Linked DNA regions of Mus musculus: all the other regions are linked to region 3. Evidence: chromatin loops called from intact Hi-C (ENCODE). Cell type or tissue: heart. All regions are shown on one strand.

Region 1 (8,000 bases), 120 kb after region 3:
TTTCCTAAAGAGATCTGGCACGTTTTGTTCTTAAAGGGAAACAAACAAACAAAAAAAAAATCAATTACAAAAAAAAAATCTCAGTTTTGACAGGCAGTTTTCACAGAAAAGGTGTTTGTGGGAATAGAGAAAGGAAGAAATGCAGGAAAAGAGAAAAATGTTCTGATTTCCGATTAAATAGAATCAAACATCGGACACTTCACCCCATCTTCCTCAGTGCAACCCAATATAAGTCAGACGCACAGGACTTTCCTCAGAATGTCTCCTCAGTCTTCCTTTAAGATTTCGTGCCCCAGGACTTAATCAGGAATTTCCATTCTAAAGTGGCACACGGATCTCCTCAGAGAGCTAAGCTTTCTTTGAATAAAAAAGGCAAGTTGCCCTTTTGGGGACTCGATACGTATTTTTAAACCTCTTATTAAATCAACCTAATTTATGAGGCATGTTCAGGAAGAGCAGGTAGCAAGCTGCTTTGGTGGATGCAAAGTTTCTTTGCCATCCCCTCCCACACCCCCAATTCCACCTCCTTTGCCCTCCTCCTGCCGAGGGTTTCCGAATGTCTTCGGGGCCTTTCCGAAGCCGCCGAAGCCGCTCGGCCCTCTCCGCTTGGACCCCGACTGTGCTCCGAACACTGTCGAGATCCTCCGAGCCCCGCTCCCAGGTCAGGCCGAGCGGAGCCGAACACCGCCGAGCCAAGCTCAGCCCCATCGACTTTTCCAGCCTCGGCTGGGCGCTGTCCACCACTTACAACGCCTGAAACCTCACCCTGGCTCAGGAGGCCGAGGCTTCTACCGGACTCCCGGCCTGCCACAGTGGATTACAGACTTGTGAAGTTTCGAAACCTGCCCCTAAGGAGAAAGAGGTGGCGCGGTTTGCATTTCCCGACACGCGAGGGCTCCAGGCAGATGCAACATGCACCTTGTTGCAAAGAGCAATTCCCCAGGCCCCGCCTCCCCATCCATTTGGACTGCACAAGCCCCAGAGAAACCCCAGGCCAAATTACTGGTGGCTCAGAAGGGTGAGGCTAGCCGAAGGGGCCTGTGAGAAGAAAGCCCCCGGGAGCTCTCGAACGCAAATAAGAACATGCCAAGCAGATGGGAGAAACTGTCTCCTAGTCGCTGCTCCCTACCATCATGGCGCCGCCTGGAACTCGCTTGTCATGCCTGTTACACATGCAAGAATTTTTGCTTCTTGGTTTTGAAACCACAAGCACGATTTGTCTCCCACCCACCTTCCCTCGAAAGGGGCTTTTATTTTCCATTGTTTTCCTACGGGATGCAATTACTTCGGCTATTCTGTCAAGTTGAAAAATAATCATTTTTGTTTACAGCACAGCAACCTCTAATTAGGAGCTGTGTGTGCACGAAGGTGTCACAGCAAAGCGACATGGAATCCTCGCTAAACGGTCCTAACGAACTCCTCCGTCCCGAACTGACAGGCCAACGGAAACAGGGCCAGGAGGCCCGGAAGGCACGCACCCGTTCCCTGCCGGCCACCCCTCCCCAGGCAGAGCTGCCTGGAGGCTCACCGGGAACCGTGGAGTGGATGGGGCAAGAAGCAAGCCAGAGAGGAGGAAGGACGGGCGAGGCTCCTAAGTGGGGAAATGTGGAAAGGAAGGAATATCCCATTTTGTTTTAATTTTCAACCATCACTCAAATCCACCCCCAGTTAATTAGGAGGGGAAACTGATATCTAAGGCAGAAAGGGGGCGGTGGCAAGTAGGGCCTGAAATCCGCATTGAAGGTAGAATACAGAGTGTAAATACAACGATAAAGGCTACACAGTGACTGGAACCTGCGGGTGTCAGAAGAGCAAAGGCTGGAGGGCCAGGGAGGAGAGGGGCTGGAGGGCAGATGAAACTGGCTTTTAGCCCCACAGACCCTCCCACCTCTGCCTTGGATAAGGCTGTGTCTGTCACATCCGCTTGGAAACCCATCCTTTCTCCCCAGTGCACGCCCCCTCCCCTAACCCTTGCTCGCTTTGGGGGGGGGGGTCGTCTAAGCCACAGCCACCAGGAATTCAGCACCAAACTCGTGAACAGCAAACACTTGATCCTCCACCCCAATCTGCTAGGGCTGGGTCCCCTCCATGTTTTAGTCAAGTTCAAAATCACTGCCTCAAGAGAAGCAGGGGGAAGTGGGATTCGAGGGGTGGGGTGGAGGAGGAGGGGAAAGAAGATGAGGCAGAGACAGAAATGGAGGCAGTGAAACACGAAATACTCCACGAGCAAGAGTTATGATCATAAGCACGCCAATAGTGTGATGTTCTGATCAATATGGCGGACACTGTCATTCATACAACTAGAGGCGCTCTCATTCCCTCCCCGCAAACACCGACCCCAGGAGTTGGGGTGGGGGACCCAGAACCAACGTAGGGAGTGGGGGAGGGGAGGCAACCTCGGGTTTCTTCTGTGTGTGCGCGAATTAAAAACCAGGCCTGGAGAGCAAATATGGGTGAGCAAGATAATAAAAACGATATAAATTATTCTTAATAAAAGTACAAATCCCAATGACACAGGGACTTACTTCATCTGCTTCACAATGGTGCTTTTTCCTGATTCTCCAGCCCCTGTTGGGACACACAGAGGGGGGGAAACTGGTGAGTGTCAGCTCATGGAAATGGGAAGGGGGCTTCAAGGCATGCACAGGGTGGGCGCTCCTGGGCACAAGGTGTTGCCAACTCAGGGACCAGATTTCCCAGGGCGCAAGTCGGGTTGGGAACTGTGGCGGGGGTCGAGGGGCGGGGGTGGCTACCCAGGTCCTTACCCAGCAGGAGTAATTTCACGTCTTTGGCGGCGCTGATGCCATCTTCTTTGAGGTTTTTCTCAATCGCCTTGCTCCGCTCGAGGGCGGCTCTCTCCTCTGCGCTCAGCGTACATCCCATGGTGGCCCCTTCCCTGCCACAGCCCGCACGACTAGGCTGGCACGACTCCCCGGGTCGGCGCGCCCCCCACCCCCCCACAGAGCAGAGCCTGGGCTCAAAGGGGAGAAAATCACGATATCCTCTCCTTGGCTGGGAACAAAATTGTCGAAAGACCAGAATCCCCCCAAAAGGACAGCCTCTATTAAGATTCCAGCGGCGAAGATTAGCGGCGGCTGGCTGGGGTCTGGGGGTGTCGAGGTGAGGGTAGCCGGGGTCTGGGGCTCCGGAGCCGAGAGAGGAGGCGCCCGCGGGCCCGGGAGGCGCGGGTTGCAGGCACCGAGGCTAGTGCACGACCCAAAATAAATAAAATAGGAGTCGAGGCTGGATCCGCAGCCGGAGCCGGCGGAGGGTGGGGTGGGGGGCAGGGTGGGTCCTTCTGCCGCGGCTGCCGGAGGCGGAGGAGGAGGAGGCGGAGGCGGAGAAGGTGGAGGCGGCGGTGGCGCGGGGTGTGGAGGGAGTGAGTTAGGGGGTGCCGCTAGTGCATGTGCATCGCCGCTCCTCGGCCGTCGATGCGTCCGCGGCGCCTTCTCCGACCCCCGCGCGCGGGGCAGGGCTGGGCAGAGGGCCGGGCCGGGGGTGGGGGGTGCAGCTCTCTCTAGCGGGAGGCGGCGTCGCCGGGGCCCAGAACTCGCATCGCTCGGCGGAGCGGACAGGAGACGGGGAGAGCGCGAGGGAGCCGCGGCCAGCGGGGAGCGCGAGAAGAGGCGGGCAGGGAGGGCAGGGCACGCGCGCGCGCGCCGGGGCGGGCGGGGAGGGGGGGGGCGAGGCGAGCGCAGCTCTCGAGTGCGCCTGGTCCTGCGCAGCGCTCCGCCAGCCGCCCGCTGACGTCAGCAGGGCCGCGCGCCGGGGGCCCCGGGGACGGCGCGGGCGGGGGCGGCGCGCATGCCCGCGGGACGCGTCAGACAAGCGGGCGCGCGCGCGCGGCGCCGCCCACTCTCGGGTCCCCCTCCCCCCGCGGCTCCCGGAGCGTGCCGGGCTGGGGAGGGCGGGGCCTGGGGCCGGGCGCGCGCCTGCGCCCCACCCCGCCCCACCCCGGCGGGTCTCGCGCGCCCGGCCCGCCTCCTGTCAACCCCAGCGCGGCGGTCAGGTGGTCCCCAGCCCTGGGCCTGAGCCTCCAGCTTCCTGGTCCCTCGGGCTCTGGGTCGTGTCTCCGGCAGATCGCCTTACCGATTGTTCTCCTTCGCGGCTGGAGGTGTAGCCCCTAGTCGAGCTATGGTGCCTCCGCAGATGTGAGGAGGTAGTGGGTCAGGATAAACCCGCTCACTCCATAATAACGCGCTGGGGCTCAGTGACGGATTTGGGTCCGCATTTATTGAGCATCTAGTGTCTAGAGACTGGGCTAGTAGAGAGGAAAGTAGCAGGCAGAGAAGAGGCAAGGCCTGCTCCGCAGGAGTTTTTGCCTCCCTTAGCCAATGTGAGCCTTACCGCGAGATGCCCACAACCTCTGTCGCTAGAGATGGTTACCATCCTAGGATGGCTTGATGCCAAAGGCCCAGGGACAGTCTTTCATGAAAGCCTCTAGCAAATACTTGTTCCCTTAAATTTTTCTCTATATGATGAATCGATGGCCTCCCTTGGTTCTTGAATTCTTGTATCCCCAGAACATAATCCGGTAAAAATGAATTCTTCATAGGTTTGTGATAAGAGATTTTTTTTCTTCCTTTCATCTTAAAATAACAAACTACTAGAAGAAATACACCCTTCATATCTTCTCAGATAGTCAGAAACCAGGGTCAGTTATTCAGCAAACAGCGAACCCAGCACTGGGGAAAACAGTAGACAGTTGCCAAAGATCGGTCATGTTCTGGGTGGTCTCAGAGCCTGAAGACATTAATTCTTACTGCACAAAATAGTTTTACAATCAGTTCCACCAGTCAGCCCCAGGGGCCTTCCTAGATGGAGGAGCCAACAGGCAAGACTGCCCAGGATAAAGACAGGCAAGGGGCCAGTGGAAAACACTTTCTTTTTTCGTAACAGTTGGGCATTTCTGTGACTCTGAAAGTAAACTTGTTTGCTTCATTTCAGCAATGGAGAGAAAATCCTATTTTGGAAATGTCACTCAGCATAAAAATATATTTGCAAGGGGGAAAAGGGGCAATTAAGACCCACTCAGAAGAAAATATTTTTTCTCCTGCATGTTTTTTTTTCATAAGTTTGGTGTTTCCCAATGTATGTTTGTCTCATTCGACAAATGTCTGTGTCAAAAGTATATGTAATATAATTGGAATATTTAAATTTGAGTCATACCTACCTATTCTAGGAAACCGACAAAAAATTCTATAGATTTATTTTATACAGCACATAAATAATCCCTCCTCTATTTTCTTTCCTCTTTGTGTTGGGTGGGGAAACTATTAGAAGATGAATCTGGTTTGGCTTAAAAATCAAGTATCATTAAACTTGTCCTTCCAGATCGAAAACAGAGATCTCAGGTGCCCAATATTCTATAGACCTTGCTTCCTGCAGAGGTTGCTGGGGACAGTTGCCTAGATCTACTGTGAACCAGATTCAGAAAAAAATTTCACTGCCATTTGTACAAGACTGCATTTGATGGACCGAAGGTAAGGATCACCGTTTCACTCTGCCCTGGGACAGGGCGGTGGCGGTGGCGGTGGTGGTGGTGGTGGTGGCGGTGGTGGTGGTGGCGGTGGCAATACCCTAGTAAATATATTTAGTGTTCTTTCATATCAAGTGATTTTCAAGTGAAGGCCTTATGTTCCTGGTGGCATTCTGGTTGTGTATGGGAAGATGCAGCCATCCTTGACTTTTAAGTGCCTGGCCTTCCTCCTTGCTATCAGTCCTGATATGGCAGACGTATAAGCCTCTGTGTTTTGAGTTTTTCTTCGTTCCCCCAGTACTTGACCTACTGACTATGTATGTAAGATTATGTTCCAGCACTGTGGAGGTATTTCAGATTTGCCTACTCTGTTTTCCTCTTCTTCCTTCTTCTTCTTCCGTCTTCTTCTTCCTTCTTCTTCTTTTCTTCTTCTTCTTCTTCTTCTTCTTCTTCTTCTTCTTCTTCTTCTTCTTCTTCTTCTTCTTCTTCTTCTTCTTCCTCCTTCTCCTTCTCCTTTTCTCCTTCTCCTTCTCCTTCTCCTTCTCCTTCTTCTCCTCCTTTTCCCTCTTCTTCTCCTTTTTCTGGGTCACTTTGCATCATTATGGCTGAGTTCCATAAAAGACTAATAATAATTCACTTCATCTGTATAGTGCTTTACAGCTTACGGAGCACTTTTACAAAAATTCCCCCATGTGATCCTCCCACATAAACCTCAGTTAGGTACTAGTGTGGGAAGCATCATGGATGAGTGGAAAGAGCCTAGACCAGGAAGACAGATTGATAAGAGAAAACTTCTGAGATGTCCTACATTTGATTACAAAGGGCCAGGGGACATGAGAGAAGAGAAATGATATAGGATGTTATTTGGGTAGCAAGCTACAGGCTCCCAAAAGACCATTTTTCTGTTCTTGAATGTACATTAAAAAGCTTCATTCAATGCTGCTCTGACTGCCTAGGCACCAGTCTATGCCCCTTGCATCATTAACCAACCCAGAAGTCCTGCCTTTTTCTCTTTGATCTCCCATCACAAAGGCTTCATTGCTTCAGGTAAACCCACCCTTGTTATCAGTAGCCAGTGTAAACTCAGTGTACATAGTATGTATGCAGCAATGTTTTCCGTGTAAAGTACTCTGCCCTTTTAGATATGGGGAACTAGCTATTCACCCACTTTGGCGGTTGTAGAATTTCTCCCTAGCCTCTTCAATAGCTTCAATAAACCCCTTTATTTCAGAAAGTTCTTGCAAGGCCTTGGGCATTTTGGTTTAATAAGATGCAGTCTGGTATCCATTTTACAGATGAGCAAGCTGAGCCCTCACACAGGGGCATGAATAAATTATTAATGGTCAATAAACTTATTAATGAGTCAGCGAGTCTTTGCTGTTTTGCGAACTGTTGAAAACAGCACATTATATACATACATAAAGAATTCTCAGATCAGAAAGCCAAAATCTCAAACCCAGTCATATTTTGATTCCTCCAAAGGTATAAGTAATAAAAAAATCCTTTGACTATATTAAATTGCTACACAATTAATTCCTGTGGAAACGAAGAAATTAGAGTTCTAACATTAGGAGCTAGGATTCCTAGACCAAGGCCAGTTTCCCTTTGGTTTTGTTTTATATGATTCTCAGAATTATATTTTTTCTGATGAAATTTTTTTTATCAGAAAACAGTTCTCACCCCATCCTTAGTCAAATGTTCATCATGCTACACACACACTATGCATCATATTTTGGAAGCCACTTGGAATATCTTCCATAGTCCATGAGAGGAATGTCAGCAAAGGCTGCAGAAAGCTGCTCTGCTTCCAGAGAGTAGTGATCCCCAGCTCTCAGTTAACCAGCATGGTGGGCTTTGGGTAGATACTCACTTTCTTTTCTCTTTATCTATGTCTCTAAAAATGTCCCCAGTTGACATTTTTTCCCTGGCATGTTTTCGCACACGTCTCTCAGACCACTACCACCATGGCTCTCAAACATTATTATCTATAGAATTACCTGAGATGCTTTAAAGTTACATTTAAAAATTAAATTTAGAGTTCCACTTCTGGAATACACTCAGTAAACCTGAGGTGGAACCTGAGGATTGTCTTTTATAACCACATTTCTCGTATTTGTTGGGAAGCTTGCTGCTGGGATATAAGCTCATAGAAAGAAAACGGCTTCCACTGTGTATGAAAAGACCAAGAATGGTCCTTGTGCACTGGTTGTCATAATATTTGTTAAGTAAAGTCCCTGTGTGACAAGGGCTTCATCAGGTAATATATAGGAAAGCTCTTCCCACCTTTGACATTTGAGTTTTTTCCCTAAGACAAATTCTGCCACTTGATTATTTTAGAAAATGTTTGAGATTCAGTGAAAGTTATGTCATCAAGTAAAGTTCTATGACATGAATGATGCTGATTTTGAACCTACGAGTGGGAGATTTACTGACCAACAGGCACTTGTGAGAGGGGATATACCTAATATTTTTGACATCCCCATCAGAAAAATTCTTGGCAAACTTCTGTGTCTTGTTTTCT
Region 2 (8,000 bases), 340 kb after region 3:
TGGTATTGGCAATAGCATAACAAAATCAATGAGGGCTTGGGAAGATGGCTATCCAAATGAAGTGTTGGTGAGTGTGAGAACCAGCTCCCAGAATCCATGAAAAAGCCAATGACTTTGATGGAAGGCAGAAACAGGGACTTCTTAGGGCAATTTGGCTAGTCAGACTAGAAGAGACAGAAAGCCCTAGGTCCATCAGGAGACCAAATCTCAGTATATGCAGCACATGACTGAAGAAGACACTCTTGGGTGTCCACACCTATATTCATATGGGTGTACATGTATATGTGTGCCCCCACGTACATACAACACACATAGGTGAACATGTATACACACATATATACATAACAATCCTAAATGGCACACTGAATTGTGTAAGGGGGTAAGTTGTATGCTATATGAATTTCTAAATAAAAATGAATCTTTCTAAAATAAAAATATCTTGCCTGTTATACCCCTTTACTTCATCCTAATGTTGTTTTATTATCTTCCACCCTATTCTTATGGCCTCAGTCTTTCATAAGCTATACGCCAAGCTTATTGATACTTTCAAAGAACCAGCTTTTTAATTGATCTATGCCATTATTTTTTTTGTTTCATAGCTTGCTAATTGTGCATTTTATATTTTTTATTCTTTGCCTCCAATTCTACTAGGTTTACTTGTTTTCCTCTAACTTAATGAATTAGAAAAAGGCTCACTTTCATTCTTCCAATTCTCTTCTTTATGAAATTTAAGACCATGTTTTCCTAGCTTCGGTATATACCTTCATATTGTTGGATACACAACCTCTCCTCATTATGCATTTATAGATAGCTTATTATTTTTTATTTGTTAACCAGGGGTCATTTAAAAAGTGTTTAACAGTCTAAGTCACACAGGTTGGCTAGCTATTTGTTATATTTTCTGCTTTCTACCATAGAAGACAACCTATCTGATTGCCTCTTGATAGGATTTGTTGACATTCCCTTTGTAACTTAGTATATGAGTAATTTTTTTCTCCTACAGTGCTGCCAATTGGACCCAGAGCCTTGTGCACACCAGGCAGGTGTTCTGCCACTACTGACCTATATCCCAGGCTCTTAGTCACACTTCCAAGTTGTGATATTCAGGTCTCCCCTTTCTTTGCAGGACCTACAGCTGTTTGATGTATAGTTCTCAGAGCTAGAGAATAAGACACATAGCCATAGTGAGAAATGGCCACCTTCTCCTCGTGACATTTTAGTTTTTCCTTTATGTAGTAAATCTATGCTTTCAGGTGCGCAGGAGTAGAGCTGTCTTTATGAATATTACATGCTCTTTGCATATCTGCTTTTGTGGTGCTAGGATTAAACAAAGGCCGCTGTTGATACTGGTCAAACACTTTGCCTCTGAGTTACACCCAACCCCTTGATAGTTTATTTCATCAAGTTGGAATAGCTCTTCCCTAGCTCCTTTCATCTTCACCTTAACTCATAATTATCCTCGGAGTACATTGTTTTAATTAGAATTGGCATAAATACATTTTCCACTCTTTTAGTGAGGTTTTGCTTTGTATATGACTAATAAGCCACATTTAGCTGTATTTTATATTAAGATTCTACTTTAACAATCTCTGTCACTCAGTAGGAATTTTGACCCATTCACACTTACTGAAACACTTCCTTCTGTCAGTGTTGAGCACATTTTATTCATATTAAGTTGTGTTCTCGTACATTTAACCCATCGTAAAAGGCTGATGCACTTTGAGCTATTGACCTATGCTGACTTGTGTCCAGTTTCTCTCTGGTGAAAATATTAAAATCCGTTATTTTTTCTTTTATTTCTTGCTTTCTGACAGGATTATCCTTCTTCTCTGTCTGAGCATTTACATCCTTATATACCTTAGGATTTTAGTTAGAATTTTCTTTTAGGACTTTTTAAAAATTTTATTTTTTACAATTTGTATATTTTAATTAAGATCTGGGTACAGTGCTCCCCCCTTCCATCCTCCAGCCCTTCCTGTGCATTTCAGTTTGTCACTGTCCTTGGTTTCTCTGCAGCTTACATGTTTTGTTTTGTCTTTTTTTTCTCTCCAGCCTCTTTCTAATTTTATATGGTCTCATCGTGTCTTAGAATTTTTTGTCATGTGCCTGAAACCAGAAAGAGAATCACCAGGCTGGCAAGATTGTTCTGTGATACTATTTGATGAGTCTGCAAACAGGAGGGGAGCAAGGGCTGGAAAGATGTCCAGGAGGGCACTGCAGTGGGACTGGGGCTGGTTTGTGTTGTGCTCTGAGTCACCAGGTATTGGGGTAGTTGTTATGTGTTGTTATTACATCAATTGCTGACTGATACAGCAGTCTTTCAGCCCAGGCAGGGATATTAACTCTTCACACATTACTTCCTTAACCCAAAGGCTTGGTTTAGCGATATAAAGGTCAGGTCTGGTTCTGGTGAGTGAGGTTATTTCCGGGGCCTGAGATAGAGACTGTGGCAGGAAGAAGACAAACAATCAAAAAAACCAACCAAACAAACAAAAAACACAAGACAATCAAAAGACAAAACAAAACAAAACCAAAAACAAACAAACCAAAAAAATCAATCAACCAACCAACCAACCAACTAACCAACCAACTAACCAACCAACCCAAATACACCACCCAGCAAACTGTGCTCATTTAATGCTTTCTGATAACTTTAATTAGGAACAGCAAAGAAAGATTTCGATCAGAAGACAGAGGACTGGGCTAGGTGGTGCCTGGGGGCTTCTTTGTTGTTTGTTTGTTTGTTTCTATGAAGATTTCCATGGAGATATAGGGGTCAGTCATCCTGCCCCAGGGTCTGAAATACCATCTGAACTCAGGGATTCTCAAAATCTCCACTAGGGCAGTGGAAGAAATGATAGCTTCCAGATGAGCAATATGGAAGCCAGGAGTCAAGTCTGACTGAAGTATCCTGATCTGTATGTTAGGAAATCAGGGAGAAGCTGTCCGGCTTCCTTCCCACCCAGAGAAAGGATGGATCTTAAGGAGCGCTCTGGCTATTGAGTTTCCTTTGCTTAAGTGAATTCCAAATGCTGCTGAAAATTCCATTCATTATTTAAGCCATCTCAGCTCCCCTGAGAACTTAAGTGCCCAGCAGGAAGGAAGGCATTTTCACATGCTTGTGGGCTGGGGAGGCTCGAGGAGCTGGGCTGGAGGCAGAGGGCAGGTTTGCAGAGTCTGTAGAGTTGGGCCAAGAGTCCATCCAGTGGTGGTGGTGGGATCGACTGGGACAGGGCTGGGAGCCATGACAACCACCCAGGGTGGTACCCTAACTTTCTGATCCTTTAGAATCATCTGATTCACTTGCTAAAAAAATTAGATTGCTAGGCAGATGTGGTTTCAGCGGATCTGTATTGGGGTCCAAAGACCGACACTTTTAGGTTACCCCCCCCCAGGTCATTTAGGTAACTAGGCAGGCATGGCAAATACTGACCAATTAAACTGTCTTTGCTTTAGGGGTGCTGCTGCTTCAGGTTCAACAAACAGTGAATTCCATCACAGGGCCTCAGTGAGCACCGGATCTAACTACAGAACAAACCCACTGAGATCTGAATGGCATGGGTTGAGGTGGCCGAATTGTAGCCACATTGGAACTTATAGGTTCCCGGAGTGTTTGATGCCCCCTTGCCTTTGGCAGCCCAATTTCTCTTTGTAGGAAGAGCAGATGGGGGGAGGGGGCGAGTCCCTGGAAGCACACAGAGCAGGGCTCAAACACTGCCTTATTGTAGGGCCATAGGGAAGCTACTGATCTCAGGGCCATTAATATGAACCTTATTTCAAATGATGCTTCTGCACCTAGTAAGAACACTTATTAGACAGCTTGTTAGCACTGACCAACTGTTTGAGAGGACACTGTCTGAGGAGGAAGGATGTGTTTTAGCTCATAGTTCTAGAAGGTTCAGCCGATGGTTGATGGTTGTGTGGTCCCAAGGACTTTGTTCTGAGCATGGTGATGGCTAGAATGTATGAGGAGGAAGCTGTACACCTCCTGATAGACAGGAAGCAGAGAGAAAGCAAGGGGCTGGTACCAGTATAACCTTTAAAGGCATTTCCCAGTGACCTACTACTTGGGGAGAGGGGGAGGAGCTCCCTAAATAGTGCCACCAGCTGAGGACCAAGCATTTAACAAACACAGGAGCCTGTGGGAGACATTTTATATTCAAATCACTTCAGTGCTCAGTAAATAACTACTCCATTCTAAGTGGTATTAGCCAGTAAGTACTTGGTGAAGGAAACCGATTAAAATGTAAGGCAAGAGCTACATTTTAAGTATGACTGTGAGCGTGATGGGGCAGGCAGCAAGAAGCCTCGGGAAGGGAAACCTGCACACAGGGAAAAGTAGGCAGGGCTGCTGCTGCCAAGCCCAGGGTCTGGGAATTGCATGTCTGATTTCAGGTCGAACATTTAGTGTTGAAATGCACAGGAGCCAGGAAGCTTCCTAGCATTGTTGCCTGTAATAAAGAAAAATCCAGACGTAACCTGCTGTTTCGATTAGAAGTGATGTAACAAGCAGGCTTTGGCCTAGTTTTCTCCAAGCAGGCAGGTCCCCTGGCTCTTCCCACACCCTTTTCTTTGTCAAGTGACGGCTACTGCCACCTAGTGGTAAAGACGGCACTGCACCGGCATGGAGAAAGATGCTCTGGGCCTGGGGAGAGGCTTTATCCAGGCAGACAAACCAAATAAATCCCCCCAAGTCTCTCTCTCTCTCTCTCTCTCTCTCTCTCTCTCTCTCTCTCTCTCTCTCTCTCTCTCTCTTAACCCTCCCCCCTCCTGCCCACACAACACAGTGAGACTGCCTGATTCCTTATCTCTCCTTGGACACGGGATTGGAAGATGATCAATCAAGGATATACAGAGGCGAGTCTCTTTCAGCCCAATGGCACCTCATTTTTCCTTTGGTCTAAGAAATGCTAGTATGAGAGGTTATAGCAGAATACTAAACCTGCAGCCACAAATGCTTACAGAAAACCCCTCCGGTCCAGGCTCCTTGCATTGCAGGTGAGGAAACTGACACTCAAAGATGGGGAACGCCTAGGGTGACGTCAAAGATGGGGAATGCCTAGGATGACGTCACTTGGTGGCTGGCGGCAGACCTTGACTTTAGCCTGTCCCTTCCCAGTCCTCTTTCTCTCATGCACACTCAGCATTAGTAGCTATGTCGGGAGTCTCTTAGCGCTTGGCAAGCGTGAAAACGGGAAATTTCAAACGAGGAAGGAAGCCACACCTGTTCATGCTTTGGCATTTCCGGCGGCTGCCGTTCTCAAACGTTTCAGGGAAACTACGCAGAATTTGAATTTATGGACAGAGTCAAGTAATGGAAACTGCGGAGAATGATATTTACTGTGCCCCTTGGGCAAACTTGCAACACCCGAGAGCGAGGGAGATGCAGCTTGGAAACCAAGGCAATATGTGAGGGACTTCAGATGTGGGGTCCCAGCTCCTACTTTCTTGCGGTCCTCTGGCCAAAGCTTGGGGTGTGGCTCTGGGAATCACGCTGGCCTTTGGATCTTCTAGGTTCTGTGTTTGTAAAACCATCTCTGGGTTCTTAGGAAGAACCAATGAGAGTACTGGAGAATGGGTAAAGTGATTTGCACAACGCACTGTATCCACAAATGGCTTATTTCCTTTTTCATGACTGAGTTTAGTTAATAGTCACCAGATGCTTGTGTCTCTTAAGTGGCGCGTGCCAGGCTGATTGTAATCATCTTAAACCAAAACCCGAGATAGAGCATCCTCAATGGGAGACCACGCTCTGCTCTCCTCTCAGGGTTTCCAGTCCGGCTCACCACTGTGAGCACGTGATCCCTAGAAGCATACATTCAGAAGAAACTGTCAAACAGTTGCCTGAGACAGCTGCATCATTTAGTATTCATTTAATAGAGGCATGGCAGTGCCCTTTGGCCCACAGACTCCATATTTGTGTTGCCAGTGTTTTCCATGATAATCATTAATGGTGGGTAAGGATTCACACCCACAGCTAAAATGCCATGGATTTAATTGTGTCTTATTAATCTTATTAATAATCTTCCTTTGTGAGGTAGCCTCCATGCTCTTACCCACTTTTAAAAAAGCTGTCCTGATATTTTATTATTGATTTGTCGGAGCTCTTTATATATTTGATACAACTTTGTCAGGTATACAGTTTTACAACTCATTCTCCAAATTTGAGGTTTCCTACTTCATTGTCCAGATGATGTCTTCTTAAAAGCACGGATTAAAAAAAAAAAGAACTAAGTCCCGTGATCTACTGTTTTGATTCACATTTAGGGTTCTTTTAATGTTCTCAGATCATCTTTGTTCAGGCTCAGACTGCAGGTATTTATTTCCCCTGGCGTTTTCTTTGGGAAGTTTCATGGTTTTCAGCTTTGTGCTTAGGCCGGTGATCTGCCTGAAGTTATTTTCATGGGTAGAGAAGGGGGACTCAGGATTCCACACGGATGAGAGTCCTTCGAGCATCACTTGTCAAAAACATTTTCTTATCCCCACTGAGCTGGCTTAACACTTTGGGAGTTGATTTTTAAGATAAAATCTTTTTAAAGTAATAGAGGAAAAAAAAGCTTGTGCTAAGTAAATTAAATGGAAACCAAGGCTATACAGGTCACAGCAGCACCAACTATTCAGGAGTTATACAATCCCATGGGTTTTAACTCCTGTATAGATTCATATATCCACTGCCATAATCAAATGCAGAAGAGTCCGATGTCCTCAAACCTCCTTCACACTGTCTTCATGTCAGCCTGTGGCTGACACATACCCCCTAGACTAAACATGGAACATTACAGTAGCCCGTGACCCATGTGCCCGCTGATTGACCCACATTGCCTAGATTACTGAACATACAGTAGCTCCCAAGATCAGGGCATAAGAGGCATTAACTAAAGAACTCTTAGCCTGATCGATCTATTGTATTCCTTTTAAATTTTTAGTTTTTACAGTAGCTTTATTGTGCTCTTCCAAAAGATTTATCTTTGTTTCCTTTTAAGTGTCTGTTTGTCACATGTGTAGGTGCCCATGAGGACTTTCTGTGGGTGCTGGGAGCTGAACTCAGGTCCTCTGGAAGAGCTCAGAGCTGCTGAGCAGTCTCTCTAGCCTTCTCTTCATACTGTGCTCTTTTCTTTCTGATTTTTTGGGGTTAGTCTGTTTTGTTTTGTTTTAAATTTCTTGTAGACTCCCAGGCTACCTCTTTGAGATGCTTCTTCTTCCTAACACACACACATCTAAGGAGACAACATCCATCAACCCTACACTCCCCAGGTTTTAGATGCCTTTTGCCAACTTGGGTATGCTGTATGTCAATTTCAATTCACTTCAAGTATTTTCCAATTTCTTTTTGACAGTCTTTTTTTCCTTCCTTCCTTCCTTCCTTCCTTCCTTCCTTCCTTCCTTCCTTCCTTCCTTCCTTCCTTCCTTCCTTCTTTTTCTTCCTTCCTTCCTTTCTTCTTTTCCTTCCTTCCTTCCTTCCTTCCTTCCTTCCTTCCTCCCTTCCTCTCTTCCTTCCTTCCTCTCTTCCTCCCTCCCTCCCTCCCTCCCTCCCTCCCTCCCTCCCTCCCTTCCTCTCTCCCTCTCTTATCTTTCTTACTGATAATCCAAATAAATTCTGCTACAGCTTGGAATGTATTTGATGTGGCCGTTATTCTGAACTGGTTAGTGTGTGTTCCAAGATCCATGCCTCTGGCTTCCACTGGCATGAGCTTAATGCACTCTTAAAAAGAATGCATCTTTTCCCTTGTTAGGGAGAACGTTACTGTAACCACTCATGGGAGCTATCCATTTGTTGAAGATTTTTTTATTTTCTTCATATTTAAAATCAGACTCTCCTCTGATTTTATTTATTATGTTTTGAAAAGATTTTTTCATATAATATATTTTAATCATTTCCCCTCCCCAAATTTCTCTGAGATCCTTTTTTTGTACCTCTCTACCCACCCCCACACTGTTTCTTCTCTCTCTCTCTCTCTCTCTCTCTCTCTCTCTCTCTCTCTCACTCTTTCCCTTTCATG
Region 3 (8,000 bases):
CTCTTCTGATTTGGGGACATACACACATGCTCTAGGTAATTCTACTGGCGCCTGTAAAGTTTAGAGTGTTTGACTAATATTGTCAAATTAAGTTTACAACCAACCACAGTACCTCAACCAGCCCCTAGAATACTTGTTGAAACAATCAATAAAGACAGCATTTTCAACAAATGGTGCTGGCACAACTGGCGGTTATCATGTAGAAGAATGGGAATTGATCCATTCTTATCTCCTTGTACAAAGCTCAAGTCTAAGTGGATCAAAGACCTCCACATAAAACCAGAGACTCTGAAATTAATAGAGGAGAAACTGTGGAAAAGCCTCGAAGATATGGGCACAGGGGAAGAATTCCTAAACAGAACAGCAATGGCTTGTGCTGTAAGATCAAGAAATGACAAATGGGACCTCATAAAATTGCAAAGCTTCTGTAAGGCAAAAGACACTGTCAATAAGACAAAAAGGCCACCAACAGATTGGGAAAGGGTCTTTATCAATCCTAAATCTGATAGGGGACTAATATCCAATATATACAAAGAGCTCAAGAAGCTGGACTCCAGAAATTCAAATAACCCCATTAAAAATGGGGTACAAAGCTAAACAAAGAATTGTCAACTGAGGAATACGAAATGGCTGAGAAGCACCTGAAAAAAATGTTCAATATCCTTAATCATCAGGGAAATGAAAATCAAAACAACCTTGAGATTCCACCTCACACCAGTCAGAATGGCTAAGATCAAAAACTCAGGTGACAGCAGATGCTGGCGAGGATGTGGAGAAAGAGGAACACTCCTCCATTGTTGGTGGGATTGCAAGCTTGTCCAACCACTCTGGAAGTCAGTCTGGAGGTTCCTCAGAAAATTGGACATAATACTACCAGAAGATCCAGTAATACCTCTCCTGGGCATATACCCAGATGTTCTAACCGGTAAGAAGGACACATGCTCCACTATGTTCATAGCAGCCTTGTTTATAATAGCCAGAAGCTGGAAAGAACCCAGATGTCCCTCAACAGAAGAATGGATACAGAAAATGTGGTACATTTACACAATGGAGTACTACTCAGCTATTAGAAACAATGGATTTATGAAATTCTTGGACAAATGGTTGTATCTGGAGGATATCATCCTTAGTGAGGTAACTCAATCACAAAATAAGTCATTATATATGCACTCACTGATAAGTGGATATTAGCCCAGAAACATAGAACACCCAAGATACAATTTGCAAAACACAAGAAAATCAAGAAAAGGGAAGACTAATGGGTGGATACTTTGTTCCTCCTTAGAATAGGGAATAAAATACCCATGAAAGAAGTTACAGAGACAAAGTTTGGAGCTAAGAGGAAAGGATGGACTATCCAGAGACTACCCCACCCAAAGATCCATCCCATAATCAGCCACCAAACCCAGACACTATTGCATATGTCAGCAAGATTTTGATGAAGGGACCATGGTATAGCTGTCTCGTATGAGGCTATTCCAGTGCCTGGCAAATACAGAAGTGGATGCTTACAGTCATCTATAGGATGGAACACAGGGCCCCCAATGGAGAAGCTAGAGAAAGCACCCAAGGAGTTGAAGGGGTCTGCAACCCTATAGGTGGAACAACAATATGAACTAACCAGTACCCCCAGAGCTCGTGTCTCTAGCTGCATATGTAGCAGAAGATGGCATAGTCGGCCATCACTGGGAAGAGAGGCCCTTGGTCTTGTGAAGATTATATGCCCCAGTAAAGGGCAATGCCAGGACCAAGAAGCAGGAGTGGGTGGGTAGGAGAACAGGGCAGGGGGAGAGTATAGGGAACTTTCAGGATAGCATTTGAAATTTGAAATGTATATAAAGAAAATATCTAATAAAATAGCTCTGTTGTTGCTGTCAAAAAGATATATATATATTGATTATTCACATAGTTTTATATCTAAAAACATACATGTTACACATAAGCATATATGCAAATATATTGAAATATTCTGCATAACAACAACAAAAGAATCCCAAAGCCTGCAGGAGTGTGGAGTGGCCACTGATGAAGGCACAGCCAAGACAGGGATAGATCAATGTTGAAAAAATAAGCCAGTGCCTGGATTCTATTGTGCCAGCAACCATGTGTGCCACTGGGCTTCCTGGCAGAGTTTCCTGCTCCCCTCGTTTGTTAAATTTAAAGGGACACGCTGTTTGGATGGTAACTTTATGTTTGAACTGGTATTTTAATAGTCGTGGCTGTTGTAACTCCTAACCAACTAGGCTCAAATTACGGCTTCTGTGAAGATCCCTTTCCCATGGCTGTAGCCCACAGCACTCTTCTGGCATCTGAGTGCCCTCTTCTCTAACTGTGGACAGCACTCTGGACTTGGTATCTCCATTCTGTAAAGTTTCTTGCCTGAATGGCTCCTTATTCTCCCCGAGTGCTGGGATGGCACGCCAGTGTTAGGGGCTGGCTATGTGCTGGACTGGAGAGTACAGCAGAACTCAGCTGGTAGTCCTGGAAGAAGTTTGTAGACCTGTGGCTGCCTGGGCTTGAGGGGAGGAGCCCCTTACTGTCTGTACCACCATCCTACTGTCCTGAGGCTGGCTGTGGAGCAGAAACAGAAGGGAAGTGTTGTTTTCTCCCACTGGAGAGAGACTATAACCATTCTTCTTTTTTAAAAATTTTTTTATTTTTTTGGTTTTTCGAGACAGGGTTTCTCTGTATAGCTCTGGCTGTCCTGGAACTCACTTTGTAGACCAGGCTGGCCTCGAACTCAGAAATCCGCCTGCCTCTGCCTCCCGAAGTGCTGGGATTAAAGGCGTTCGCCCCCATGCCTGGCTGACTATAACCATTCTTGCTCTGTGGAAAGGCCGGGATGGGTGGGCCCAGACTTGGTCTCAACCTAGGCTCCCAGTGTAAGCAGTGGTACAGTGTCCTTGCTATGAATGGGGAGGGGATGGCAACATCCTTGTTTTCTCCACAGGGTCGCCGTGTGAAACGACAGGACACACAGCGTAGGACAGCTGGGCTAGCATCTCCCCGGCGGATGGGCATGCGTTTTCCCACCTCTTGAGCTGCTATGGGCATGCAGAGTGAGCAGGACGGCCACAGTGACAGGGGCCAGGGAGGTCAGTCAGGACCCTCCTCAGGAACAGCTGGAACTTCAGGGCTGAATATCAATAGTCAAGCACTGCTCTTATATATTTAGGGTCAGGGGTTGGGAGAAGCTGTGGCTTCTAGAAGTTATCAGCAAGATACCTTTTTTTTTTTTTTTTTTTTTTTTTTTTTTTTTTTTTTTTTTTAATCACACCAATAACAAAGAAACAGCATGGCCATTCTTACTGTTTTAAATAGTATATCCTTTCTGCTTAAATGGCTCTTACTCCTAATGTAGAAATACAAATGGACGGAAGGAATGCAGTGTGGATGAGAATCACTTTGGAGGACCTGAGGGCTCTAGACGACTCCTTGTAGAGACCTGTGCATGACAGCAGGTGGTGAGCAGGAGATGGGGGGATGCAGCTTGGCCACGTTCCCCAGAAGCAGGCTGCCTTAGGCCCTTGCTGGGGTGCAGAGAATGCCCAGGGTGGTATCAGGGTAGTGACGCCCTCGAACTGGAGGCACAAAGTAGATGCCCTTCTATGAAGGATGGGCTAAGACCAAGGGCTGCAGGGTAGATCCTGAGCACGTGTTGCAAGCAGCACTCAGACCTTGTGTCAGGTCAGCCTGTGCGACAGCATGTTGGTTGTTGTACCAGAGTTGTCTCCAGCTGGTGTCTAGAGCTAGAATCCACTAAGGGAGAGAGTTGTAAGTTCCTAGGGCCCAGTGAGGACCTGTCCACTGTGCATATTGGCTCCCACTTGCTGGGCCACAGGCAGCCTCTATGCCGACTTCTGCTCCAAAGTCTCAGAGATGTACTGATACTTGTCTGCATCCCAGGGTGAGCATTGGTAATGGTCAAGCGAAGTCAACTCTGGCCTCATATCTTCCACCCCAACACCATCTGCTCCAGGAGCTTACAAGGTGCCAGACACATTCATTGCTTGAAGGCAGGTAGGCAAACCGCACCTCTCAAGAGCAGAGGTACAAAAGGTAACAGCGGAAAGGAATAGGCATCTTCAGTTGGTGTACTGGCTAGTTTTGTGTCAACTTGACACAGCTGGAGTTATCACAGAGAAAGGAGCTTCAGTTGAAGAAATGCCTCCATGAGATCCAACTGTAAGGCATTTTCTCAATTAGTGATCAAGGGGGAAAGGCCCCTTGTGGGTGGGACCATCTCTGGGCTGGTAGTCTTGGTTTTATAAGAGAGCAGGCTGAGCAAGCCAGAGGAGGCAAGCCAGTAAAGAACATCCCTCCATGGCCTCTGCATCAGCTCCTGCTTTCTGACCTGCTTGAGTTCCAGTCCTGACTTCCTTTGGTGATGAACAGCAACATGGAAGTGTAAGCCAAATAAACCCTTTCCTCCCCAACTGCTTCTTGATCATGGTGTTTGTGCAGGAATAGAAACCCTGACTAAGACAGTTGGTGACCCAGGTTCAAGTACTGGCCCTGAGCCTTTTTGCCAGTGGCCTTGGACAGACCACATGCCCGGCTAGAGCCTCTGCTCTCCTCCTGGCACCCAGTGACAAGGCTATTTGTGCAGATGAGCTGGGCTGAAGATGTGACAAAGCTCTGCAGCATGAAAGAGCCCTGCAAATGCTAGTTATTATGAGCAGAGATGAAGCGCCTCAGACACAAACAACAAGCTGACATAAATAAGCCTGCTTTGTACAAGACTTTCCAGGCAGGCATGATAATCTTGATAACAATAATCATAGTAATTATAATAATAACCCCTTCCATCTGAGTAGCTGCTTTGGATCGTTCAGAGTTTTCCTCCATCTCTAATCTTTGAGGCCAAGTGAAATGGAAGTGCGAACATGGGCGTGTGTCCCCTCCTACCCCCCCAGCTCTCCAGCTGCAGCCAAGGCCATTGGCCCCACCTTGCCCCATGGGCTGCAGTTGTCTCCATCACCACCAGAGGGCAGGAGAGCACAGACCAACAAGAGGAACCCGGTGCCACAGACTGGGCAGGGTAGGGCCCCGCCCAGTGTGCCAGGGTTATTTATTGGACTGCTGGCTTGCAGCTATGGGGCAAAGGGCAGAGACCCCAGATGCTGAGACCCTACCAAGACACTGCGGTTCCAGCAGGCAGAGAGCATTAGGGTGGCATTCTGAAAACTGCCAGCCACACCTGGCTGAGGCCTGTACAGGAGAAAGCAACGACATTTCCTTCACTCCCAAAGTCTTCTGCTCTACACCTGAGCCTTAGAACTCAGCCCGTCAAGGGGAAGCAGTGGCCTGCTCCCTCCCATCCCCAGCAGAGTCTGCTTTTCTGATCCCTGCTCTATTTGTGGCCTTCAGTAGAAGTGGCACCCACCACCATCCATTGTAGACATGATGGCACGTCTTTGGCAATAGCAGTAACTGAGACAGACCCGGTACTTGGTGACTGGGACTACTTAAGATGTACTTTGAGCTTAAGGCTCTGAGCTATACCTATGCCTGCAGCACGCTGTCAGCTCACAGGCTCTCTGGGGTTGCAGGGCTGTGTGTGTCCACCATTTACTGTGGGGGAGAGAAACTTCATGATTCCCTCCAAGACGATGCAGCAAAATGGTGAATTTGGCAATTTACAGCCCAGCCTTCTCTCTCCAGTTAAGACAGTGCCCCTGCCCTACAAGCCTGCTGGTCTTCCATACCCCTGTCCTCCACACAACCCTCTTCTAGATATCAATGGGACCTGGGATCAAGGATGGGACCTGGAAGCTAAGCAGCCTGTGGATGTTCCCCTGGCACATGGGTGGGCCTGGGCTCACACAGGGTGCTGGTCTCCCTCATGAGGCAGTGTGGGGTTCTGTGGTGGAGCAGCTATGGCAAGGGGAAATGCTTCCTGCAGAGTTTCTCAGTGAGCTGCAAATCTGGAGCCCCACTAGCGCCTGTGTGAATCATGTACAAGGGACTTGGTGGAGGCAAGAACAGGTGCAGGGGCGGTGGGGGGGGGGCAGGGGCAGGGGACAGGGGGCAGGATGGGATCATCAAATGCAGGATGGAGGCCCTGGTCACTTTGTTAGCAGCAGTGTAGACGGTGCAACCTTCATGGGCAGTGGTGTGTGTCACCCAGCTTCTACGGGTTCCAAGCACAGTAACTAATGGTATTCGCTCACAGCTCCAGCCATTTACCCTCTGGGGCTCCAGTTCATCTCCTGATGCTCTTCTCTCCTGGGTGGGTGCAGACCCTCTCTGAGCTGTGGAGGCATCAAGCAGGCTCCATTCACTCACAAATCAGCTTTGCTGAACAAGACAAAATTTCCAACTCATGCTGCCCTCCACCCCCACCCTGTGTCCTCTCTTCTGAGCCCAGTGTTTTAAGAAAGGACAAAGGAACTCAAATCGGATGGACAGAATTTCTAAGAAATGAACAAGAGCAGATTCAGATTATCCTCAGAGAGCTTGGTCAAAGAGAGAAAAGTGATAATGGCCAACCTCATAGCCTCAGAATACAGAGCAACAAAGATGAATGGTTTAATTAGGGTTGCCTCGCCAGCAGATATTAGCAACCCAATTAGGGAAGAGAAAAGATGGATTCTGGGACTCCACACACGCGATGGGGCAGGCAGAGGCAGGATGTGAGGCTAATAGTTTGGCAGACTGGTGCCTCTCTCCAGATCATTCACGGGCACCCCTCACAGACCCAGTTTCTGTACCATTCATCAGAGTGGTCAGACACTTCCACGCTGGACCAGTGAGATGGCTCAGTGGGCAAAGCTCTTGCTGCCAAGCTTGACGACTTGAGTTTGATCCTTGGGACCCACTTGGTACAAGTAGAAATCACCTTCCAAATGTTGTCCTCTGACTCCACATGTAACACACACAGACACACACAGACACACTTTCAACAAATAAATAATGAAGCCAGGCATGGTGGCGCACGCCTTTAATCCCAGTGCTTGGGAGGCAGAGGCAGGTGAATTTCTGAGTTTGAGGCCAGCCTGGTCTACAGAGTGAGCTCCAGGACAGCCAGAGCTACACAGAGAAACCCTGTCTCAAAAAACAAAAACAAAAACAACCCCTCCAAAAAAATCCCCAAATAAATAATGAATAAATACATAAACAAACAAACAAATAAATAAATGTAAAAAGAAAAAGAAAAAAGAGGGTTGGGGTAGGAGGACCCAGACCTCTGAGCCAACCTGGACAACTCAGTAAGACCCCATACCAGAGTGAAGGAGTAGGGTGAAGGTGTACCTTAATGGGAGAGCTTTCCCCACCCTGGTTTTTTTTTTTTGTTTTGTTTTTTTTGTTGTTGTTGTTTTGTTTTTGTTATTGTTTTTCAAGACAGAGACAGGGTTTCTCCTTGAACTGGAGTTACAGATGATTGTGAGAGCTGGGAATTGAACTTGGGTCTTCTGAAAGAGCAGTCAGTGCTCTTAACTGCTGAGCTATCTCTCCAACTTCCTAGTTCTAACCTCTAATGCAATTACACATTAAATCTAATGCACACAAGCACAGATGAGGTACGTCTGAAAACTAGTAGACCAGGCTATTCTTTCCCCAACACCTTCATAACTTCTGCCCAAGTCCTGCGTCAGCCGGTGACTAATACTAGTTTTCTTATACACATCTTTGTACTTTATAAATGTCATATTCCTATGGAAAATGGAGAATCTGTATAAAGCAGTCTAAATCAAAGGCGCCCATAAAAATAACCACAGTGACAGCAGAATGCTATTTTATTTTTAATTTAAGCAGGGCCCCATGGTCTGGTGCAGGCTCCCAGCCTGAGGCCCTTCATTCACTCCGTGTCAGGGTCTCTGGGCCTCGGGTGTTATGGGTGCATGAGCGTCTGCCTGAGACTCAACATGAGAGGCTGAAGAAGAGAGGTGTGCTCTCTAATGTAGACCCTGCTATTACACCCTTGTGACTCTGTTCCTCTGGCCCAATCCCATCTCACAGACTGGTGGCATGTGCCTCAAGGGGCTCTGAGTAGATCT
Region 4 (8,000 bases), 92 kb after region 3:
AAGTTGACAGTCTGCTACTTTATGGTCAGGTGATGCTGCGGTGGGGGCTTCCCTATCTGTCTCTGGGCTCAGTTTTCCATCTGGGAACATTAGGTTGGATGTTCTGAAAGAGGCCTGGTTTGATACCATGGCATGACTCTAGAATAGAGTCCCAGAAGGAGGAAAAGAAAAGCTGTGAAGAAACCCATCTAAGAGTCAGTCAAAGTCTTAGAATCTCACTCTCTTGTCAAAGGGGGAACCCGGCACTGAAGCATCAACATAGAGCCCTCAGCTATCGGAACCATGGTCTTCTGGGTCGAGTCTCACTGGTCTGTTTTGCATACCACACCAGAACTCTGTCCATATGAAATCAACCACAAGGCTTATTTCAAGACGTATCAAGATGCAGTGGTGGTGCATGCCTTTAATCCCAGCACTCGGGAGGCAGAGGCAGGCGGATTTCTGAGTTTGAGGCCAGCCTGGTCTACAGAGTGAGCTCTAGGACAGCCAGGGCTACACAGAGAAACCCTGTCTCGAAAGACCAAAAAAAAAAAAAAAAAAAGATATTTCTTACTTTATGTGCTTCTCCTTACCAACTCTCAGAGTAAAGCAACAGGGCCAAGCTATAAAACCTGCTTGAGAGGTAGCCTTTTATCATTGGGTCAGGCCAGGCACTGTTTGCTAAAGGCTCCATTCACCCTGGTGCTGCCATCATCCAGGTCTGAAATAACAGATGGTCAGGCTCAGAAGTGAATGTCCTGCTTCCTCCAGACAAGCTGTGTTTGCACAGGGGACAAGTGGCATGAGATCCCACTGTGGGCAATGGAAGAAACCAGGCCGCCTACCCAGCCTGCAATGGTCTTTGCAGAGCTCACAGCAGGAGCAAGCTTTCCAAGAGGTAAACAGAAGACAGCAGCCCTAATGAAGTTTTCTGTTTTCTTTGTTGGTGTTTGTTTTTCAAGTTATTTATGCCAAGTGCTTAAACAATCAAAAGCATTATGTTTATGATAAAACGGAAGGGATCTGTTTTACCATATAAGGAGAATGCACGAAGTCACATGAAATTTTAAAAGAAAAAGGTAAGCAGATACCCAAGGAACTCAGGCAGATGTGGGTCACCCCAGTGATGAGTTCAGAGGCCCTGGCTCAACTGCCTTCCCTTTGCAGTAGGGCTTCTTGGAGGGAGAATGGGATAGCCCTAGGAGAGCAAAGAAGCTGCCTTTCTCCAACTCCACAGGCATTCCCAGTAGGCTTGCTGCCTGTCAGCCATGGCTTTAGCACATTGGAATTAGATAAAATTGAGTTTCTGGGCCATATGGGGTTTTTGTTTTGTTTTGAATCTCCAAAATACAGATAACAGAACTGATTTCGTCACTTTACCTGAAGGTCAAGTTCCATGCCTCTGTCCACCCTAGAACAGTGCCTCCTAGTTGGCTGATAGCCAACCACTGTATCTGCCTGCCCCCAACCACAGGTAAAGATAACAGGGAAGTCTTCCCCAAAAAAGCAGCTATTCCTCCAAGGATCCCGCCTCCATCTTTGGAATCCTCCATTACAAAAGTTTACTAAGTAGCATTTGTAAAGAGAAGGTTAATCCAATCACCAAGTACCTAACTAAATTCTCACTGTGTGCCAGGGATCATGGAATAGACAATCCCTGCTCTCACAGAGTGCAGAGTAGGATAAGACAGCTAGGAAACACGACACGTGTGTGTGTGTGTGTGTGTGTGTGTGTGTGTGTGTGTGTGTGGCAGGGAGACTGTCTGAAGAAAACTGCAGATCTGCTGCATTTCCTGGCCATGCTGTGCTCGACGCTTCCTGCGGCATGGCTGTCCAATCCTAGCAGGCTAAGTCGGCAGAGTGGGGGTGGAGCAGCACCGGCAGAGTCAGGAAAACCAGCGCATTTTTAATTACAGTAATTTTTGGTTAACTTCTCTATTTTCTATTTGTCTTATGCATTTTAATGTGCATAATCTAACGACACAGACAGGCAGAGGTTCAAAATCTTTCACCTAAGAGGCCCCTAGGTGGCGATGCCTGGCAAGGCCTGTTGCTCTATGGGGTTCTCTATATACTCCAGCCTGCGTGTGGCCCTGGTCCACCTGGGGACACCTTCCTCTACGGCTTCACCTGGAACCCAGACACTGTCTAGATGAGGCAAGCTGGCCTTTTCTCCCTGCCTCTGGAAAGTGCCATCAGCCTTGGCTTCCTGGTCATGCCATGCTGGGGAGAGACTTACCTGTCAGTCCTGCTATGCCACTTTGGGTAACAGAGCTAGGCACTGTCCCAGGAGAGAGTACAGGCCTCTGCTGCCCAGAGAGCCAGACTGCAGGCTCCTTTCAGACTACCTGACAGCAGCATTCGCTCAGCACCAGCCACACCCAGTGATGCTGAGATGGGCCATTATCTTCATTACTTTTACCAGAAGGTCAAAAAGCTGCCAATAGAAAAAGGCCTTCACTTGTAAGCAAAATAGTAAGGATTCAGCCAGGGAAAGAGGTGCTATGGTCTTAGTATCAGCGGGTCAGTTGTTACCACGTTGGTAACTGGCATTGGACTGGAAGAAGGCAGCTAAGCATGGCGATCAGTAACGCACAGCAAGACCCAAGGCCAGGCTCAGGCCAGAGGAGGCGGGTGCTTATGTCCTGAGATAGTGCAGGGAACAAGCCAAGGGGCAGCCCTCAGAGGCCATTAAACCCTGGCTCCTCTAGAGTGAGGGATGCTATAAATGCCTCCTGGATCGAGCAAAACCAGATTCCAGTGGTCAGGTGGAGAACAGCAGTGACCTGAGGAACTGGTGAGTGGTGGTGGCACGGCAGGGGACATTATTGAGGGAATTACACTTAGTTTTTCTTCTTCATCATCTTTTTTAAACTGTCAAACAGTCTGAGTGTGGGGTGTGGCCTTAGTCTGAGTGGCCTTAGGACATATTCTGTTATTTCTTCTCCGGTCTTAAAGCCTCACTTTCCCCTAAAACCCCTAAAGTAAGGCATAGAGCTAAAGAGGACGTGGATTCCAAGGGTCAATGTTGGGGGCAGTCAAGACCTCAACTCTGCCATTTGTGGTCGTACATACAAATGTGGCGACATTTCTTAGCCTTTTCTTCCTCAGTTTATCATCCTATAACAGCAGAAACCAAGCTCTCACGTCCTGAAAGAAATACCATTTATTGACAAAATATGCAGGTGCCCAGAACATATTAAGCAGATACTTGGGCATCAAAAGATGCATAAGTCCACACAGATCATTTTCCTCCTACTACCCCTTCCCCCTCACCACGTCTAGCTGTTTGCACCTCCATTGAGGGCACGCCGCCCATCCCAGTGCTGAGGCCAAAGACCTGGTACTGTTCTTCAAGCTTTGCTTCCACAGCCTGATACAGAGTTATGCTGGGCTGGCTCTGGCTGGCTCCAGCTGACTTGTAAGAGCAGAGTGCACGCTGTTCTTTCTTAGTCCTTTAGGAGACTGGATGGAGCCTTGGTGGGGACACAGGGAACTCTACAGACAAGGGTTTCTCTGTCAACACTGCTGACTTATCAGCAGATGATGGTCCTCTCATAAGCAGGTCCTATTGACTCTAACTACAGACTCCAGAAACTTCTCACCATCTACTGCCACAATCAAGCTCCCAGTGACCACCATCTCTTGCCCAGCGACTAGGCCAGGATGACTTCCTCCTCAGCCTCCCACTTTCTCTTGCCCGGCTGCAGCCTCTCTTTCACACAGCTTCCTAGGGGAGCTGAATACCCAGTGTCCAGGACAGCGCATATAGCAAACATTGAGTACTCTCCATCCTGCCAATGCAGTGAATGCTACCGTTTCCCTGAGTCCCACCTGCTACAGTGACCCCCACCATCGTTTCATTAAGGCAGACAGGATGGATTGAGCCTGGGTGGAGACTGAGCTGAGCCAGATCCAGCACATCCTCTGAGGGCCCAGGGAATTTCTGTTAGCATTTCTCCACTCGCTTCCCAGTCTGCTCTTCTTCATCTGCAAAAATAGCAAGGAGCCAACAGCAACGTCCCAAGTGGACTGTGCATAGTAGGGACACACACCGGTTCCTTTTCCAGGTCCTATTCATATAGTTCAGATTTTGATCAGCCTTCACCAAACAGACATGATTCCAGAGCCACAGACTAAATACCATATCCTGCTCTGCAGTAACAGGACGGCTTCTCATAGAACTCGTGTCAGGGGCGGACTGGCACCACATCAGGGCCCAGAGATCTGGGGCACCAGTTGGCCCCACCTTAGCTGGATCCCATGGGAGGGTGCTATCAGCTGTCGAGGAAGATCTCACAAGCTATCAGACTATTTGGTCTCAGTAAAGCCAGGGAGCCCCTTGGCATAACAGGACAGCTCTGTCCTCAAGGCTGAAGTTGAGGCTCTCTGATTATTTCTCTCAGAGGTCTAAAATTCTGGGTCATCGTTTGAGATGCTGAGTTACAGAAGGGGAAACTGAGATTGGAGGTGAAAAATGGTTCTAAATCATATAGATACATAGAAGCAGGCAGGCTAAACTGCCAGTCTCCTGACTGTTGCATGGCCTTCTGTCAGAGCAGAGGGAAATTAGTGCAGGCACAGAGTCGGCAGTAGGTATCTGCTGACATGCTGTCGGGAAGCTGCCTTGGGAGCCTGAGGAGCCTGAGGAAAAGCCAGTCAGAGAAGAAGCCTTTAGAAGGGGAGAGTGGGGTTGGCTATTCTCTGTCCTCCCTCTCCATCTCTCCCCCTCTCTTCCCTCTTCCTCTCCCCACCTCGTGTTAGCTCCAGTTTCTGCAGCTGTACCAGGGGCTGATACAGAGGTAATACCTCGCCCTCTGGAGTAATCCCTGGCTTGGCTTATGCCACGGGGCACAGAGACCTTTACAAAGTGGTTAGCATGCTGCAAAAGAAGATATACAAGCAAGCATGCTGGTGCTCTGCCAGTCACTGTCACGTGGGCAGCTCCCTCCCCACTGCGCCTCAGGTTCCCAGGGGATAAAATGAAATGCTTGAGGCTTCGAGCCCCTCCTCCAATTCTGGCATGCTGCACATCTAAGATACAGCTCACTTCCTCTTTAGAGTTCTCGGTCATTCATTCTACACACATTCCCTGAGCCTCATGCCTGGACCAGTGCCCACTTGGTGGTACAGAGGCAGGGCTACAGGGATGGCTGTAACTCACTCTTTTCTTCTCAAGAAGTTCTGATCTTGTTTCTCAGGCAGTTCATTAACAACACCACCTCTACGTATATGTCCTCGGTTGAAACAGGTTCCCTTGGTGAACAATTCCCACAGACACCAAGCTACCAATGTGCCCCCTAGCTACACACCATATCCAGTCCTCAACGGGAGGATCATGGTCTCAGTTAACAAAACCAAGGAGTCAAGCAAACATCTCCAGGTCACTGTGAGGAGCACACTAATGGCCTCCCAGCCAGCAGTGTCTGCACCCTAATCTCAGACCTCTCCTGGTAACGGGGATTTGATGTCATTAGGGTTACGAGAGGGGGGATTAGTCTGGATCATCCAGGTCAGTCCGCCTAATCACATGAGTCCTCAAAAGCACTTAAAAAGAACTTTGTGGCTGGAAGTGGGGAGTAGCCCTCAGAAGAGGGAAGTCTGAACTCAGAGGTAAAAGACTGAATTCTGCCAACACACATACACACACACACACACACACACTCTCTCTCTCTCTCTCTCTCTCTCTTTTTTTGTTTTGAGACAGGGTTTCTCTGTGTAGCTCTGGCTGTCCTGGAACTCACTTTGTAGACCAGGCTGGCCTCGAACTCAGAAATCCACCTGCCTCTGCCTCCCGAGTGCTGGGATTAAAGGAGTGCGCCCAAATAGCAGTAAAGGGGATCTTCTTCTACAGGCCAGAAAGGAGCACAGGCAGCCGGATACCTTGACTCTAGCCTGCCGATCCCTGAACTCTGAGAATTGTGAGAAAAGTGCACAGTGTATTGTCTTAAATCACAACCGCCATGAAAACCTGGAACAACTGCATTAGAAACTGTATATACCCAATCGGTGTTGAAGTGGGGGGTACCAGCCTTACTATATGCAGGACTTTTACAGATAAACATAGGTTCTTGGCCATGCGGGGACGCTCTGCTTAGACAAGGCACAGAATGTCACCAATTCAGCATGCTTGGTACAGGCTGCATTCCAACACATTCCTGTTGCCCCCATCACCAGGTCTCATAATCTAGCAGCAAAGTGGTGTCACGTGGCTCCCCCAGTGCCATGCAGTGGAGCTGGACTCAATGTCCTCTGAAGCATCTCTCTCTTGGGCTTTCTTTGGTCTGTGTGTCTTTATTCACATACCACCTTCAGCGGGCTGCTGGATTTCCCGTACTTGGTAAGCACACAGGAGGGGGAAGACCTCGTGGTGATAGGTGCAGTGGAATGTAATGTTCTTGGTTGAGGAGGCCACTGGCTGAGGCCTGAGGGAGGGGCATGGGACTTAGGGTTTAGGGAGAGGGGAAACAGTCTAATCTGGATTGTGATATCACCTTAGCTGCAGAGGGACATACCCCAGGACCATCCAAGCATTTACGTTAAGGATACGTTTAGACAGCAGCCCACCGCCTTTGGTTCTGACCTTTGAACTCCACGATTAGAGCAGGGAGATCTTTTTTTTCACCAGCATCCTGAGTCCTTTGCAGAGATGAAAGCGAGGGCCTGCACAGCGCTCTGCAGGCTGAGGAGCTGCCTCACTTGCCCCCCGGAGCTGCGAGCACACTGCTGCTCCCTCCCTCCCTCCCACTGACATACTCTGTGCTTAATAAGGCTCCCATAAAGATCTTTCCTTCGAGATAATCATAGACTCTCAGGGGCATGCCACTCTTAGCTGTCAGCATCATTTAGAAAGACCTTATAAAGGCTTTCTGAACCTTCCGTTCATCTCAAGTTGAGCTCTCTTAAGCACTCCACTAACCCCCCTTGCAAAACCTCTGTGCTAGACTCTCAGCTCTTTTCCCAAGTTCCTCCAGCGTCCTACCCGTCCTCCTGCTATGCCACCCCACCCCAGAAGCAGAGGCCTGGGGTCCAATGAGTACACCCTGCCAAGCACCATGGCTGGCTCTGGTGCAAGTCAGCCTCTCTGCCTTGGTTTCCCCTCCACCACGGCATGGAAATTCAAACACCACAGTACACTGGCACGTGCGCGTCTCTGTAGGCTCATCCGATGGCTACTGTCATGTCAGAGCACATGCCTGTGCTCTGGTCCTCTGCTAGGACAAGCTGCCAACTGGAGAATCAACAAGTAACTCCTCTCAAAGGAGTCCATAAAATGTCACTGGTCCAGGGCTCCTTAATCTGTAGCAGATGAGATCTAGGTTTAGGTAATGGTAGGTCTCTTTCCAGACTGCCTTGGGAGATGTTTGTGATATGAATAACAAAGTACTGGAGACTTAGGGATGTACAGAGAAGAAAGATTTTATTTGCTGGGAGCTCTGGGGTTGGGGATAACAAGATAGAAAGGCCTTCAGGACCTTCACTCTAAGGCCAAAAGTGACACAGGGGTCATGTCAGCCCCTGCAGGTCTTTTATTAAAGCTTTAATCCCTTTTGTGAGGATGGAGCCTTTAGGACTTAGTCATTTCCTAAAAACCACAGCTCTTAATACTGCTGCATTAGGGATTAAGTATCAGCCTGCATTTTGGAGGGGCCACCAACATTAAACCACGGCAGCCCCCATATGTTATCATTCATTTTTAAATTAAAAATTAAAAGGTAGTATTATTTTTTTTCCTAAAGAGACTCTATAGTTTCCACCATTTTCTTGAAGGAGTCAGTGACCCCAGATTGGTAAGAACCAACATTCTTGCCCTGAGGAGGCCGTGGATATCACTCTGCCCAGGAAGCCTGGAGCCCACCGAGAGCCAGCTCTCAGTAACTATTTCTCCAAGACCAGTTCCCAGAAGTGCCTTCCAAGGTGGTTTCTGTGTTTCCTCCCACAGGGGGATGTGGGGGGATGGAGGGGGTTGGTAATGTTTAGAGGAGGAACAGATTTTTTCTCTATTTTTACAAGCATATGCA

What was found. Hi-C counts contacts between places; a loop is a spot of excess contacts. Peaks named below come from ENCODE experiments on the same cell type or tissue, not always from the same donor. Only the 100,000 strongest peaks of a DNase experiment are listed, where the experiment ranks them.
Region 1: a loop joins it to region 3, with 4 times the contacts of the local background. A loop is called at or near these places in 14 of 42 quality-filtered maps.
Region 2: it touches region 3 in a loop (8-fold over the local background); 21 of 42 quality-filtered maps call a loop at or near these places.
Region 4: a loop joins it to region 3, with 4 times the contacts of the local background. A loop is called at or near these places in 5 of 42 quality-filtered maps.

The regions. Positions count from the first base shown.
Region 1 is chr8:93,806,219-93,814,218 of GRCm38, reverse strand. It overlaps Gnao1 (guanine nucleotide binding protein, alpha O), which reads right to left and starts at 3,381. Exons shown (of 9, transcript NM_010308.3): 1 at 2,766-3,381; 2 at 2,526-2,568. The coding sequence starts at 2,883. It overlaps 4930488L21Rik (RIKEN cDNA 4930488L21 gene), which reads left to right and starts at 664. Exons shown (of 1, transcript NR_026888.1): 1 at 664-2,525. In heart, no CTCF peak of the experiment used is centred here; DNase peaks (open chromatin) are centred at 688 and 3,818; H3K4me3 peaks cover 4,237 bases; H3K27ac peaks cover 1,720 bases; H3K27me3 peaks cover 2,353 bases.
Region 2 is chr8:93,588,626-93,596,625 of GRCm38, reverse strand. The region is part of intron 8 of Gm26843 (a long non-coding RNA gene); the gene reads left to right. Among named protein-coding and RNA genes, the nearest start is that of Ces5a, 57 kb to the right of the region's middle. In heart, a CTCF peak has its summit at 4,589 (motif pointing left); a DNase peak (open chromatin) is centred at 4,585; H3K27ac peaks cover 443 bases.
Region 3 is chr8:93,930,097-93,938,096 of GRCm38, reverse strand. All of the region lies in intron 3 of Gnao1 (guanine nucleotide binding protein, alpha O), which reads right to left. Among named protein-coding and RNA genes, the nearest start is that of Amfr, 79 kb to the left of the region's middle. In heart, a CTCF peak has its summit at 4,981 (motif pointing right); a DNase peak (open chromatin) is centred at 4,986.
Region 4 is chr8:93,838,118-93,846,117 of GRCm38, reverse strand. All of the region lies in intron 2 of Gnao1 (guanine nucleotide binding protein, alpha O), which reads right to left. Among named protein-coding and RNA genes, the nearest start is that of 4930488L21Rik, 29 kb to the right of the region's middle. In heart, CTCF peaks have their summits at 1,984 (motif pointing right) and 4,833; DNase peaks (open chromatin) are centred at 1,781, 3,377 and 4,957; H3K27ac peaks cover 2,308 bases.